Regions from separate parts of the Homo sapiens genome. Here region 1 is linked to region 2. Evidence: read pairs that join two places in POLR2A ChIA-PET (ENCODE). Cell type or tissue: GM12878. All regions are shown on one strand. Each heading gives the region's core, and the rest is flanking DNA. Links, peaks and the distances in the headings are about the cores only.

Region 1 (8,010 bases), core at 2,111-7,110, 150 kb after region 2:
CCTTACAAGAATCACCTTTAAAGTTCTGTTCTCAGCAATGTAGGCTTTTTCTAGCATGCATTCCAAGCTTTTCCAGCCTCAACCCATTCCCCAGTTCAAAAGTTGCTTCCATGTTTTTAGGTATTAATTACAGCAGCACCCCACTTCCAGGTACCAATTTATGTCTTAGTTCATTCAGGTTGCTAGAAAAGAGTACCATAGCCTGGGCGGCTTTTAAATGACATTTGTTTCTCACAGTTCTGGAGTCTAAAATATCCATAATGAAGGCATGGGTAGATCTGGTATCTGAGGAGGGACCACTTCCTGGTTCATTAACAACCTTCTGTTTGCTGCGTCCTCACATGAAGGAAGGGGCAAGAGAGCTACCTGGGATCTCCTTTGTAAGGACACTAATACCATTAATGAGGGCTTTATCCTTATGACCTAATCACCTCCCCAAAGCTCCACCTCCATATACCATCACATTGGCAATTAACTTTCAACATATGAATTTGGGGGAGATATAAACATTCAGTATATAGTAGTTTGTCTCTTCTTTCTTCTTCTTCTTGTATTTTTTATTATACATATCTTCTATCTTTGTAATTGTTCCACAGCTCTTAGATATTTTGTTCTGCTTTAATTTTTTTCAGTCTGTTTTCTTCTCTTTCCAGTTTTGGAAGTTTCTCTTGATATATATCCTCAAGTCCAGAGATTCTTGCCTCAGCCATGTCCAATCTACTAATAAACTTATCAAAGGTATTCTTAATTTCTCTTAAAGTATTTTTTATCTATAGCATTTCTTTTTGGCTATTTCTTTGAATTTCCGTCTCTCTGTTTACATTGCCCATCTGCTCTTGCATGTGTCATTTATCCCTTAGAGCCCTTAGCATCTTAATCACAGTTTTTTTTCTTCTTTTCTTTATACTTTAAGTTCTGGGATACATGTGCAGAACGTGCAGGTTTGTTACATAGGTATACACGTGCCATGGTGGTTTGCTGCACCCATCAACCCGTCATCTACGTTACGTATTTCTCCTAATGCTATCCTTCCCCTAGCCTCCAACTCCCCAAACAGGCCTTGGTGTGAATCACAGTTGTTTTAAATTATTTGTCTGATAATTCTAACATCCCTGCCATGTCTGGCTCTTTACTTGTTAGAACAGAGTGGCAGCATCCAAGCTCTGATGCTTGCTTTCTCTTCAAACTTTGCTTTTGCCTTTTAGTATATGCTATGGTTTGAATATGTTTCCCAAGGTTCATGTGTTGGAAACTTAATCATTGCTGTGACTTAGATATGGTTTGTTTGTCCCCACCAAAACTTATGTTGAAATTTGACCCCGAGTGTGATAATACTGGGAAGTAGGGCTTAGCGGGAGGTAGTTGGGTTATGGAGATGGATTTCTCACAAACGATATGGTGCTGTTCTCATGGGAATGGATTTAGTTCCTGAGAGAGTGGGTTGTTATAAAGCCAGGACGACCCTCAGGTTTCCTTCTTTTTGTACACGTTCATTTCCCCTTTGACCTTCTCTGCCATGTTGTGATACAGCATGAAAGTCCTCACCAGAGTCACGGCCAAGCCCTTAAACTTCTCAGCCTACAGAACCATGAGCTAAATCAACGTCTTTTCCTTTTAAAGCACCCAGTCTCAGGTATTCCTTCATGGCAACACAAAACAAAGACAATCCCCACTGCAACAGTGTTGAGATTTCAGATTTTTAAGAAGTGATTAGTTCATGAGGGCTCTCCCCTCATGAATGACTTAATGCTGTTATCGCAGGAGTGGGTTTCTGATAAAAGGATGAGGTTGGCCCCCTTCCCACTCCTGCATGCTTTTTTGCATTTCTGCCATTCTTCCATGGGCTGACACAGCAAGAAGTCCTTTGTTAGATTTGCCCATCAACCTTGGACTGCCCGGCCCCTAAAACCACAAGCTGAATAAATACCTATTCATTGTAAATTACCTAGTCTCAGGTATTCTGTTATGGCAATACAAAATGGGCTGAAACAGTATGCCTTGTAATTTTTTCTTGATAGCTGAACATGGTGTACTGGGTGAAAGGAAGTGCTGTAAATAGGCCTTTACTAATATGGTGATAAGGTGTTGGAAGAGGGGAAACTTTCTATAGTCCTATGATTAGGTCTCCATCTTTTAGCAAGCCTATTCCTCTGGACTCTGAACATCACAATTGTTTCTTAGGCCTTCCCTTTCTAAGTGGAATAGGACAGCTAGAATAGGCTGGAGTTGTTTATTTCAATTCCCTTAGGTGAGTTAGGCTCTGATAAAACCCCAGCAGGTTAGGCTTTGGTTAAACAGTTTCTCCTAAGAGCAGACCTTGTTAAGAACAGAGCGCTCTGGCATATATCAAAATGATTTTTCTTTCCTTCCTACTGCCAGAAGCACAATGTAGTTTTCTTCAATAGTTAGTCTGATAATCTGGTCATGCTGCTGATGGTAAAACTTACAAAAGCATGGTGGCCCCCTTGTGACTAGGTCTTCCAGAGTTTTTATCTCTCAGACTTGTGTACACATAGCCTCCAGCAATTCACCAATTACAGTTTAGGTTTTCCTACCCCAGCAGTGGCTCCCATGGAGGTTTCTGCTCCAGTATATTGTGATTCTCTATATCTGCCTGTCCATCTTGCTAATTTTGGGGGCAACGGTTTGCCCTGTGACCTCACTTCTCTTATGGACTCAAGAAGAGTTGTTGATTTTTCAGTTAGCTCAGCTTTTACTTGTTAGAACAGAGTGGCAAATTCCCAGCTCCTTACATGTGAAATTGGAAACTGGAAGTCTTGGAGCTTACTTTTTCAAAATTAAAAACACAGTGATAAACAGTCACAAAGCAGCTTCATTTAACTTTTCCAAAATATTTCTCAGGCCATTCTCTTTCAGACATTCAAAAAGAAAAAGTTTCTAACTTTAAAATAATTAAATGACAAATGGTAAAACCTGCTAGTTATCTCCCAGTGGCTGTTCCCATGGTGGTAGGGCCTCAGATGTGTGGCCATTTGCAACGGACACGGCATTTCTAGCTTGCAGCCAGGCACAGAAAATAGCAGGAGAGCGAGGTATGTTCCTCTCCTCTCTTGTCTTCTGACCCTTTCCCTGTTCTGCTCCTCTGGAATGTAATGCTGCCATGTTGAGACTGTGAGGTTGAAGCCTTCAGGAAAGAATACCAAGATGAATGGAGTCTGAGTTCCTGACAACATGGAGCATCATGCCAGCCATGAACCACTTCCGAGACATCCCTATGAGAAAAAATAAACTTCCATGTTCTTTAATTTATCATTTTGGAGGGTTTTCTGTTATTTGCTGCAAAACCTAATCTTAACTAATACAGACATTGAATCTGAAATTCCCAGGAAAATCCCTGTAAACCTGTTGCTTGCCACAAATAACTGGCTTCTACCAGTAGCATTCTACTAAAAAAAAACCGTATGTGGCATTATCCCTTATTTATAGATAAAGAAAATAAGGGCCAGAGAAGTTTCCATTCAGATTCTGAATCTAATGCTCTTCATAAGAAACTGTTTTGCATGCTAACTAATGAATAATAAATTAGAATACAGAGTCAATGTCAGCCTTTTGTATACAGTTCTGTATTTGTTTCAAGATATTAACCTCATCTAGTTATTCACAACCACCCTTAAAGCAGGTTCTTAAATGACAAGACTGAGGCCCAGAAAGTGTCATCTGTACAAGGTAACACAACTGGACAGTGAACTAGTTTCCTGGTTTCCAGTTTTTTTATGATTTGTGTCATATTCTTCACCAATCTTTTAAAGCCTCATCCATCATAAAGTATATTATTTAACATTTTATTCACCAAGTTTGATCACTAATATTTTCCATCCCCATTGTAGACTACAGGCTGTCCTTTTCACACTTAAATCTGTGAAACTGAGAGAAGAGCATGAGAATCAAGAAGATGTTATTGTTTATTCAATAAGGTAATGTTTACTTCCACATCTGGGAGGGAGGAGATTTTGAAAGGAAGAATAGACAAGGAATATATATGACTTAAAACACTCTCTGAGTTCAAGGAAACAATCCTTTTAATTGTTACTGATACTGTTGGACATAGATAACAAATAATATATCATTTCGATCCTGTAAAAAATCAAGCAGTCTATTCATTGACTAAAATAATAAAGCCTGACTGAAAAATCCACATGCAAAAAATCCCAATGGCTGCTTTGCATGCTCTAGTTAGTTCAAGCTGAAATTTTTAATATGCGGTTTGCATTTGCTTTCATGCCCCAGTGCACTCAAATTTCAGTATTATTCAGTTTCTTGAGGATCCCAAATATGAACAACCTTAATAAACAATATTTTCCTCCACTTCCTATATGAGCGTTTAAGGTTATTGCTCTATATTGCTTTTGCTGTAGCCTGAGATCATCAAAAGGATAATTGGTATATGTAATGAGCTGACCTTGACATCTTCTTCAACCAACTTTAAAAATAAACAATTTTTGGTGGGTCTCTGATGGATTCTCTTTTTTAATTTGTCTGCTTTTCTTGTGTATTTTATTCCTTTTTGCTTGTGTGGCAAAGGCACTGAATGTTGATGACTGAAAGTTTGGATCTTTTCCAGGCATTTATTTTGGGACAAGTTCTCAGTCTCTTGGCACAAATACCTACCTGCCACCCCCGTCCTGCCCTCTCCTCCCCACAGTATGACCGACATACATCTACCCTTTCTCCCTTATGTACTGGGAAGAGTGGGAGTTCTTCTGACAATCTCTATAAACTTAAGTATTTATAGAAAATTTCTGGGTAGACATAGATAAGGCCTAGGGAGTTTATTAAGGATAATAAAACTAGTTGCTTTACTTTTTTTAAATAAAATATTCTTAAACCACTTCTGAGCCATTCTATCATTAAATTTGCTTCTACCTTGAAACTTTCCTTAATAGTCAATTCTTGCGCAACTTCCTTTTTCCCTTTGACAGCATGAAGCATTTTATTCACATGAGTTTTCCTGGTATAAACATTTGTATTTTAAGGAGTTGGAAGATGCAGCTCACGGTAGACTCTTCTCTCTTTTCTACATCCCACTATTCATTTAAGGATCCTAATTCTTAGAGTTTGCACTTTCATATTCTCATGCCATAATATTCTGAGTATGGTGAAGCTTTGAAATGCAAGTTAGAAGGTCTGAATGTTACTAGATTGACTTTGATTAGTCAATAACCTCTTTACTTCTTATTGGTGAAACACATGTATAATAACTAGAAATCAACTGATCTATACATTTGCTTTGACAAATAAGTGTAAGTAAAGTTAGAGAAACAGTGCTGGGTAAATAGTGCATAAAAGAATTGCAAAGAAAGGGATTCTTGTTATTTAATTGGCTTGAATTAAAGAAAAAACAGTTTTTTCAAACATTATAACATGATTAGCTTAAAAAGACCTTCCTGCTGAATAGTGTAAGATATTTTTTCAAAATATACCTCAATAATAATAATAATTTTTCAGCAGTCCTAAGAGTGTAAGTAAAATAATATTATATGTTTTGTTTTTTTAAAAGAGTAAAGTACTCTCTTTTATGCCTCCTCAATTCATTCCTTCTCTTGTTCCAAGTTCCATATTAGGTCCAAGTTCCATATTAGGCATAAAAATTCCTGTAATTATTTCATATCCCAACAGTTTCTACCTCTGAACTGTTCTTTATATATTTCATATAACTTATTACATTTATTCTAATACTTTCTTTTACACAATGTTATTGTTATTCTCTAGAATTTTAAGAAATGTCCTCCATCTTCTAAACTGAATTTTAATTTACTCGAAAAAAATGATTGCATAGTCTCATTTACTCTCAAAGTTTTATCTACTAATGCAGAATAAGTCTTAAGAAATTATTCAAGATTTAGCTTTGTCTGCAGTTCTTTTGCATTGGAATGTATAAACATTACTGTAGGCTCAATTCATATTAGTCTACTTAAGTAAACAAGAAACAGTTAATTATGATCAATTTCTCAAACTTATATACTATTTCCTTCAAGAAAAGAACTTTGTTTTGACATGTGTAACATTCACTGTAATCCACTGTAGTATCAAAACAAAAATCTTTGTGTTATGGAAAGGGAAGCAATAACTAAAGTTTTGCAATAAACATATTTTACATTTTACTGTGTTCTATGTTTTACAAAAATGTTTTTATGTGCCTTTTGAAGGTAAAAACAAAACACATTTTAATGTTATAACATCGTTTAATAACGAATATTAGGTTTTACTTGGAGTTATTTGAGAAACAATAAGGCATGGTGGAAATATTAGAATCAGAATGCCTAAGTTTGAATCTTGACCCCATCACTTGCAAGCTGTGTGAACTTTGTCAAGTTACTTAACCTCTCTGTGTCTCATTTTCTTCATCTGTAAAACAGGAATGATTACAATAATTGGTTGTAATATATTAATACATATCATGCATTTAAAGTCAGGCCTGGAACTTAATTAGCACTGGGTAAGTTTCTGCTTATATTATTATTTGGGGAAAATTTTCAATGTATCATGATTTTTTGTTGTATTCAGATTTATTATCTAAAATATAATATAAAAATGGATCTACTGGAGTTGATAAAATAGTTTTATTTCTCTAATTGTGATGCAAGAAACATAGGTATAACCAGAGTGTGTTAAACTTTCCTGTAAGCTATGCTCCACCAAGTACATCAGACAATTCATTATTATGTGCTCAATAGATACCTGCTTGTTGTCAATTAACTGCATAGCTGACTTTCTATTGCTGGATAAGTGTTAAAATTTAGTCTCTTTAAATTTATTTTGCTTGCTTAAGTGGCAGGCTTTTTTGGATAATTGAAATATACACACAGAAGTTATATATATATATATATATATATATTACACACACACACATATATATATATCTTCTTTAGTCTTCTATATATGACAAAAAACATATTTTATAAAGAGTATAAATCTCTCCAATGCTACTCTATTCCTCTGATAAGTATCCTTATAATCCCATTTTCCAGAGGTTTGCTTCATATTCCCCCTAGTTTTTTATATGCCATGTAAGCATAGCTATGTGTTTATATATATGCATACACAGGATGCTTTTTCTCATAAAATTGGGATTTGCCACTCATAATGATCTTCTATTGTGTTTTTTCATATCACGTACTTCTTACTTGATTAATACATATAGACATCACCTTATTCTTTTCTAATTTCTTTTGAAAATTCAGAAGCATGTAAAAACATATGTACAATGATATATGTAGCTATATAGTGAACATCCATACATCCATTACTCAGGTTAAGAAGAACATTGCCAGTATATCAGAAACTCTATCTAATAGCTACAATAGTGTTCCAGTTTATGTCTATATCTTAATTCATTTCACATTCACTTATCAATAGATATTTAAGTTGCCCCTAATATTTTGCAGTTACTAATAATGCTGTAATGAACATCTTCTATTTTACTTTTACATTCTCATGTAGCTGTGCCTACATGATGAATTCTTAGAAGTGAGATTCGTAGGTAATAGGATGTATACTTTTCATATTTGAACAGAAAAAACTAAATTATCCTCCAAAAGTTTGTGTAGATTTGTACTTCTACCAACAGTATAATAGAGTTCGTTTCCCCAGACCCAGCACATATCCAACAGTTGTTGTTTTCAATATTTTTAATTTTTCTAATCTGATTAGAAAAAATTTATATTTATTTTAATTTCTATTTCTTAGCTGGTGAAGTTTAGCACAATTTTATATATTTATTATGTACTTGTATTTCTTTGGAGAATTGCCCTTTCATGTACAAAACCCATTGATACTACTGGATTTGTTTATGCTTCCTTACTAATTTGTAGTAATTCTTTATAAAACAGATATATAAGTCCTTTGTTATATGTCACATGGATTTTCTTCCGGGTATTATTTTAAAGTTTTTTATGTATCACTGAATGCTTGAAGGTACAGATACTGTAAGGTTCAAGAATTAATATTTAATAAGCTATTTTTTTCACACATATTTCCTCACAGTATTTT
Region 2 (8,010 bases), core at 907-5,906:
GTGCAACCTTAAAAAGGAGAATAAAGATGATCTTTATGTGGTAATGTGGTATGATTTTCAAGAATATTATTAAGAAAACAAGATAGCACTTAATATGTAGCACATGATATATAGGTTTATAGCATAAACTATATAAAAGCACTGCTACCTTTTATATAAGAAGAAGAGACATGCATATAATCTAAATGTTTTCATATAATTTTGAAAAGAAACACTGGAAGAATAAATCAAAAGCAAATATAGTTACCTTTTCGGCAGAGGAAAGGGATTAGAAGTGAGACTTTGAATTTTCATTTTATTTTATTTATATATTTTTTCGAGACAGGGTCTGGCTCTGTCACCCAGGCTAGAGTGAGGGCAGTGGCACAGTCTCTGCAGCATCTGCCTCCTGGCCTCAAGCCATCCTCCTACTTCAGCCTCCCAAGTAGCTAGGACTACAGGTGCACACCACCACGCCTGGCTAATTTTTGTAGAGATGGGGTTTTGCCATGTTGTCCAGGCTGGTCTCAAACTCCTGGACTCAAGAAATCCACCCTCCTCAGTCTCCCAAAGTGCTGGGATTATAGGTGTGAGACACCATACCCAGACAGAATATGTTTTTAAAATATTTTTGACTTTGGAATCATCCACATATTTAGCCCTTCAAAGAAAAGTAAGTCAAAAACGTGAAAAGCATATTGAGATTTTTTAACTTACTAGCTGCAAAAAGAAAAAAAAATTGGCTCCTTTTGGTTCTTTAGTTTTTTTATTTATTTATTTTTTATTTTGTTATACTTTAAGTTCTAGGGTACATGTGCACAATTTGCAGGTTTGTTAAATAGGTATGCATGTGCCATGTTGGTTTGCTGCACCCATCAACTCCTCATTTACATTAGGTATTTCTCCTAATGCTATCCCTCCCCCCACCCCCTACTCCCCGGTGTATATGTGCCACAATTTCTTAATACAGTCTATCATTGATGGACATTTGGGTTGGTTCCAAGTCTGCTATTGTGAATAGTGCCACAATAAACATACGTGTGCATGTGTCTTTATAGTAGCATGATTTATAATCCTTTGTGGGATCACTGGGTCAAGTGGTATTTCTAGTTCTAGATCCTTGAGGAATCGCCACAGTCTTCCACAATGGTTGAACTAATTTACACTCCCACCAACAGTGTAAAAGCGTTCCTATTTCTCCACAACCTCTCCAACATCTGTTGTTTCCTGACTTTTTAATGATCGCCATTCTAACTGGCATGAGATGGTATCTCATTGTGGTTGTGATTTGCATTTCTCTGATGGCCAGTGATGATGAGCATTTTTTCATGTGTCCGTTGGCTGCATAAATGTCTTCTTTTGAGAAATGTCTGTTCATATCCTTCTCCCACTTTTTGATGGGGTTGTTTTTTTCTTGTAAATTTGTTTTAAGTTCTTTGTAGATTCTGGATATTAGCCCTTTGTCAGATGGGTAGATTGCAAAAATTTTCTCCCATTCTGTAGGTTGCCTGTTCACTCTGACGGTAGTTTCTTTTGCTGTGCAGAAGCTCTTTAGTTTAATTAGATCTCATTTGTCTCTTTTGGCTTTTGTTGCCATTGCTTTTGGTGTTTTAGTCATGAAGTCCTTGCCCATGCTTATGTCCTGAATGGTATTGCCTAGGTTTTCTTCTAGGGGTTTTATGGTTTTAGGTCTAACATTTAAGTCTTTAATCCATCTTGAATTAATTTTTGTATAAGGTGTAAGGAAAGGATCCAGTTTCAGCTTTCTACATATGGCTAGCCAGTTTTCCCAGCACCATTTATTAAATAGGGAATCCTTTCCCCATTTCTTGTTTTTTTCAGGTTTGTCAAAGATCAGATGGTTGTAGATGTGTGGTATTATTTCTGGGGCCTCTGTTCTGTTCCATTGGTCTATATCTCTGTTTTGGTACCAGTAGCATGCTATTTTGGTTACTGTAGCCTCATAGTATAGTTTGAAGTCAGGTAACGTGATGCCTCCAGCTTTGTTCTTTTTGCTTAGGATTGTCTTGGCAATGCGGGCTCTTTTTTGGTTCCATATGGACTTTCAAGTAGTTTTTTCCAATTCTGTGAAGACAGTCCTTGGTAGCTTGATGGGAATGGTATTGAATCTATAAATTACCTTGGGCAGTATGGCCATTTTCATGATATTGATTCTTCCTATCCACAAGCATGAAATGTTCTTCTATTCATTTGTGTCCTCTTATTTCATTGAGCAGTGGTTTGTAGTTCTCCTTGAAGAGGTCCTTCACATCCCCTGTAAGTTGGATTCCTAGGTATTTTATTCTCTTTGAAGCAATTGTGAATGGAAGTTCACTCATGATTTGGCTCTCTCTTTGTCTGTTATCGGTGTATAGGAATGCTTGTGATTTTTGCACATTGATTTTGTATCCTGAGACTTTGCTGAAGTTGCTTATCAGCTTAAGGAGATTTTGGGCTGAGATGATGGGAGTTTTCTAAATATACATTCATGTCATCTGCAAACAGGGACAATTTGACTTCCTCTTTTCCTAATTGAATACCGTTTCTTTCTTTCTCTTGCCTGATTGCCCTGGCCAGAACTTCCAACACTATGTTGAACAGGAGTGGTGAGAGGGGGTATCCTTGTCTTGTGCCGGTTTTCAAAGGAAATGCTTCCAGTTTTTGCCCATTTAGTATGATATTGGCTGTGGGTTTGTGATAAATAGCTTTTATTATTTTGAGATAGATTCCATCAATCCCTAGTTTGAGAGTTTTTAAGCATTAAGTCCTGTTGAATTTTGTCAAAGGCCTTTTCTGCATCTTTTGAGATAATCATGTGGTTTTTGTAGTTGGTTCAGTTTATGTGATGGATTACGTTTATTGATTTGCATATGTTGAACCAGCCTTGCATCCCAGAGATGAAGCCCACTTGATCATGGTGGATAAGCTTTTTGATGTGCTGCTGGATTTGGTTTGCCAGTATTTTATTGAGGATTTTTGCATCGATGTTCATTAAAGATATTGTTCCAAAATTTTCTTTTTTTTGTAGTGTCTCTGCCGGGCTTTGGTATCTGCATGATGCTGGCCTCATAAAATGAGTTAGGGAGGATGCCCTCTTTTTCTATTGATTGGAATAGTTTCAGAAGGAATGGTACCAGCTCTTCTTTGTACCTCTGGTAGAATTCAGCTGTGAATCTGTCTGGTCCTGGACTTTTTTTGGTTGGTAGGCTGTTAATTATTGCCTCAATTTCAGAGCTTGTTACTGGTCTATTCAGAGATTCAACTTCTTCCTCGTTTAGTCTTGGGAGGGTGTATGTGTCAAGGAATTTATCCATTTCTTCTAGATTTTCTAGTTTATTTGCATAGAGGAATTTCTTGCCTTCTGCTAGCTTTTGTATTTGTTTGCTCTTGGTTTTCTAGTTATTTTAATTGTGATATTAGGGTATTGATTTTAGATCTTTCCAGATTTCTCTTGTGAGCCTTTAGTGCTATAATTTTCCCACTGCACACTGCTTTAAATGTGTCCCAGAGATTCTGGTACATTGTGTCGTTGTTTTCATTGGTTTCTAAGAACATCTTTATTTCTGCCTTCATTTCATTATTTACCCAGTAGTCATTCAGGAACAGGTTGTTCAGTTTCCATGTACTTGTGTGGTTTTGAGTGAGTTTCTTAATCCTGAGTTCTAATTTGATTGCACTGTGATCTGAGAGTTTGTTGTGATTTCTGTTCTTTTACATTTGCTGAGGAGTGCTTTACTTCCAATTATGTGGTCAATTTTAGAATAAGTGTGATGTGGTGCTGAGAAGAATGTATATTCTGTTGATTTGGGGTGGAGAGTTCTGTAGATGTCTGTTAATTTCGCTTAGTGCAGAGTTGAGTTCAAGTCCTGGACATCCTTGTTAACCCTCTGTCTTGTTCTGATATTGAGAGTGGGGTGTTAAAGTCTCCCATTATTATTGTGTTGGAGTCTAAGTCTCTTTGTAGGTCTCTAAGGACTTGCTTTATGAATCTGGGTGCTCCTCTGTTGGGTCCATATATATTTAGGATAGTTAGCTCTTCTTGTTGAATTGATCCCTTTACCATTATGTAATGGCCTTCTTTTGTCTCTTTTGATCTTTGTTGTTTTAAAGTCTGTTTTATCAGAGACTAGGATTGCAATCCCTGCTCTTTTTTTGCTTGCCGTTTGCTTGGTAGATCTTCCTCCATCCCTTTACTTTGAGCCGATATGTGTCTCTGCATGTGAGATGGGTCTCCTGAATACAGCACACTGATGGGTCTTGACTCTTTATCCAGTTTGCCAGTCTGTGTCTTTTAATTGGGGCATTTAACCCATTTACATTTAAGGTTAATATTGTTATGTGTGAATTTGATCCTGTCATTATGATGTTAGCTGGTTATTTTGCCCATTAATTGATGCAGTTTCTTCATAGCATCGATGGTCTTTACAATTTGGCATGTTTTTGCAGTGGCTGGTGCTGGTTGTTCCTTTCCATGTTTAGTGTTTCCTTCAGGAACTCTTGTAAGGCAGGCCCACAGAATCTCTCCACATTTGCTTGTCTGTAAAAGATTTTATTTCTCCTTCGCTTATGAAGCTTAGTTTGGCTGGATATGAAATTCTGGGTTGAAAATTCTTTTCTTTAAGAAATTTAAATATTGGCCCCCACTCTCTTCTGGCTTTTAGGGTTTCTGCTGAGAGATCCACTGTTTGTCTGATGGGCTTCTCTTTGTGGGTAACCCGACCTTTCTCTCTGGCTGCCCTTAACATTTTTTTCCTGCATTTCAACCTTGGCGAATCTGACAATTGTGTGTCTTGGGGTTGGTCTTGTCGAGGACTATCTTTGTGGTGTTCTTTATATTTCCTGAATTTGTATGTTGGCCTGCCTTGCTAGGTTGGGGACGTTCTCCTGGATAATATCCTGAAGAGTGTTTTCCAACTTTGTTCCATTCTTCCTGTCACTTTCAGGTATACTAGTCAAACGTAGATTTAGTCTTTTCACGTAGTCCTGTATTTCTTGGAGGCTTTGTTACTTTTTACTTTTTTCTCTAAACTTGTCTTCTTGCTTTATTTCATTAATTTGATCTTTAATCACTGATACCCTTCTTCCACTTGATCAAATTGGCTATTGAAGCTTGTGCATGCGTCATGAAGTTCTCATGCCATGGTTTTAAGCTCCCTTAGGTCATTTAAGGTCTTCTCTACACTGTTTAGTTAGTCATTCATCTAACCTTTTTTCAAGGTTTTTAACTTCCTCGTGATGGGTTAGAACATGCTCCTTTAGCTTGGAGAAGTTTGTTATTACTGATCTTCTGAAGCCTACTTCTGTCAACTCGTCTAAGTCCAGCTTTGTTCTGTTGCTGGTGAGGAGCTGCGATCCTTTGGAGGAGAAGAGGCGCTCTGGTTTTTAGAATTTTCAGCTTTTCTGCTCTGGTTTCTCCCCATCTTGTGGTTTTATCTACCTTTGGTCTATGATGGGGTTTTGGTGTAGATGTCTTTTTTTGTTGAGGTTGATGCTATGCCTTTCTGTTTGTTAGCTTTCCTTGTAACAGTCAGGTCCCTCAGCTTCAGGTCTGTTGGAGTTTGCTGTAGGTCCACTCCAGACCCTGTTTTTCTGGGTATCACCAGCGGAGGCTGCAGAACAGCAAATATTGCTGCCTGATCCTTCCTCTGGAAGCTTCATCCCAGAGGGGCACCCGCCTGTGTGAGGTGTCTGTCAGCCCCTACTGGGAGGTGTCTCCCAGTTAGGCTTCATGGGGGTCAGGAACCCACTTGAGGAGGCAGTCTGTCCGTTCTCAGTGCTCAAAACACCATGCTAGGAGAACCACTGCTCTCTTCAGAGCTATCAGACAGGGACGTTTAAGTCTGCAGAAGTTTCTGCTGCCTTTTGTTCAGCTATGCCTTGCCCACAGAGGTGGAGTCTGTAGAGACAGTAGGCCTTACTGAGCTGCGGTGGGCCCCTCCCAGTTTGAGCTTCCTGGCTGTTTTGTTTACCTACTCAAGCCTCAGCAATACAGATGCCCCTCCCCCAGCCAGGCTGCAGCATTGCAGGTCGATCTCAGACTGCTGCACTAGCAGTGAGCAAGGCTCTGTGGGTATGGGACCCACTAAGCCAGGCATGAGAGAGAATCTCCTGGTCTGCCGGTTGCTCAGACCATGGGAAAAGTGCAGTATGTAGGTGGGAGTGTCCCCTTTTCCCAGGTACAGTCTGTCATGGCTTCCCTTGGCTAGGAAAGGGAAATCCCCCAACCCCTTGCACTTCCTGGGTGAGGTGATGCCCCACCCTGCTTCAGCTCGCTCTCTGCAGGGTGCACCCACTGTCCAACCAGGCCCTGTGAGATGAACCAGGTACTTCAGTTGGAAATGCAGGAATCACCCGTCTTCTGCGTCGATCACGCTGGGAGCTGCAGTGGTTCTTTAGTTTTAATGGTCACTCTTAATCTGTATGTTAATTTCAAACTCTCCACCACTGGGTATAGCCTGCCCTTAAATTAATCTGTTGTTTTGCTTAATTAATCCTTTGGAAACATGAATTCCAGTCATACCTCAGCAACTAAATATTTTAATATGGTTAGCATCCAGTGTAAGTAGCAATTAACTTACTTTGAGATATTCAATAAAAAATATATTCTCACAGTGTTATTTAAAATTTTGTATTTTAGGTAATCAGTTAAATAAGAGTTCTTTTTCTTTGTTTTTATTTCACAATTTAGGTTTACTTAAACATGTAACTTTGGAAGTCAGCATGGAGTTTGGGCCCAGAATGGAAATTGGGTGTCAGAGATTTGTTTTTGGTCATGTCATTTGACTGTACCAGTCAGCTCTATGATGGCAGAAAACTTTCACATTGTTTTCTATCACTGCCTCTTGCCAAGGTCCACTGGGGTTATTTTTACTGTTGATGTTTTCCTGAGCTTTTGCATTTTTTTCTGTGGGCTGGTCCTTTTATACACTTTAAAAATCAGCTTCTCCTAAAATCAGGACTTTACTGTAGGCAAAGTTCTCTGAAAGAGCCCACAAAGTCACTTTTATAACTTTAACCCCGACTAGTTAAAAGCACTCACTATGTTGATGAAATCCTATTTTAGTTTGGGTTGCCCTAGAGACATGATTCATGTCCCCCTGTGACATGGATTCAAGTGCAAGTAGTTTATCTGGGAGGTGATCCTAACAAACACCTGTAGAGGAGTGGAGAAGTGAGACAGGGAAGGGAAGGAGCCAGCATCGGGTTCAGTGTCAATTAAGTTACCACTATAGGCAACAGGAGCTTAAGTTGCTGAGTAACTCGGGGAGCCAGCGTAGGAGTCATGTTTCAGAGTTATCCCACTGGAGGGGAAGAAGGGAAATGGGATTTATAGACCAACTCCTCAGTCGTTGGAAGACAGCTGCTGAAAAGTGAGGGAGTGTGAATCAGATTTTTTCCACTTGGCAGATATGCAAAGCAAGCTTTGGGGTTAGAGAAAGATGTTAGGTGAAATGCTGGCAGTTAGAAGGAAAAGGGGTGCGAAGCAGGGGAGGGGTATGTCAGGGTACTGACACAAAGTACCCCTTTGTCTACTACAAAGCTAGAACTCATTTAGAAAAAGCAAAGCAATAACAACAAATAACAGCGAAAAAGGGAATCAGGTTAAAGGAATCAGAAAAGACAGAAAAATGCTAATCAGAAAAAAAAGCTTTGTTATAGAATCTTAGTTAATCCATTCCTAATTTTCAGCAAAGAAGATCCACAAATTATACTAACATGTTGCTTGTGAAAAAGGAGGCACTACCCTCCAAGTCTCGTAGTTGAAGAAGAATGGAACCCAACTTTTCCACAGCATTACTTCCCATAATGCTCCAAGGTGCACCTCTTTTCTTCAGTTAGCACTGTCTCCCTACTGCCCAGTGTGCTCATGCCAGGCTCGTGGTAACTGCTGTGCCTTTGTTCGTGCTGCTCAGCCTGCCTGCAATCCTCTCCATGTTGTGAAAAGTCTTCCCACCTGGAGGACCTAACTCAGACCCTCCTCTGGCCAGTGAGGTCCTGCCAACAACCTCCTGATTTCTCCCTCCTTACCCA

Evidence for each region. Peaks named below come from ENCODE experiments on the same cell type or tissue, not always from the same donor. Only the 100,000 strongest peaks of a DNase experiment are listed, where the experiment ranks them.
Region 1: POLR2A ChIA-PET joins it to region 2 with 5 read pairs; 5 of 35 experiments call an interaction of 5 or more read pairs at or near these places.

Annotation. Positions count from the first base shown.
Region 1 is chr1:101,096,638-101,104,647 of GRCh38, forward strand. No RefSeq gene overlaps it. Among named protein-coding and RNA genes, the nearest start is that of DPH5-DT, 75 kb to the left of the region's middle. In GM12878, for the core only: no CTCF peak of the experiment used is centred there; a DNase peak (open chromatin) is centred at 4,229.
Region 2 is chr1:100,943,752-100,951,761 of GRCh38, forward strand. All of the region lies in intron 8 of SLC30A7 (solute carrier family 30 member 7), which reads left to right. Among named protein-coding and RNA genes, the nearest start is that of SLC30A7, 52 kb to the left of the region's middle. RefSeq lists an enhancer at 6,025-6,074. In GM12878, for the core only: no CTCF peak of the experiment used is centred there; no DNase peak of the experiment used is centred there.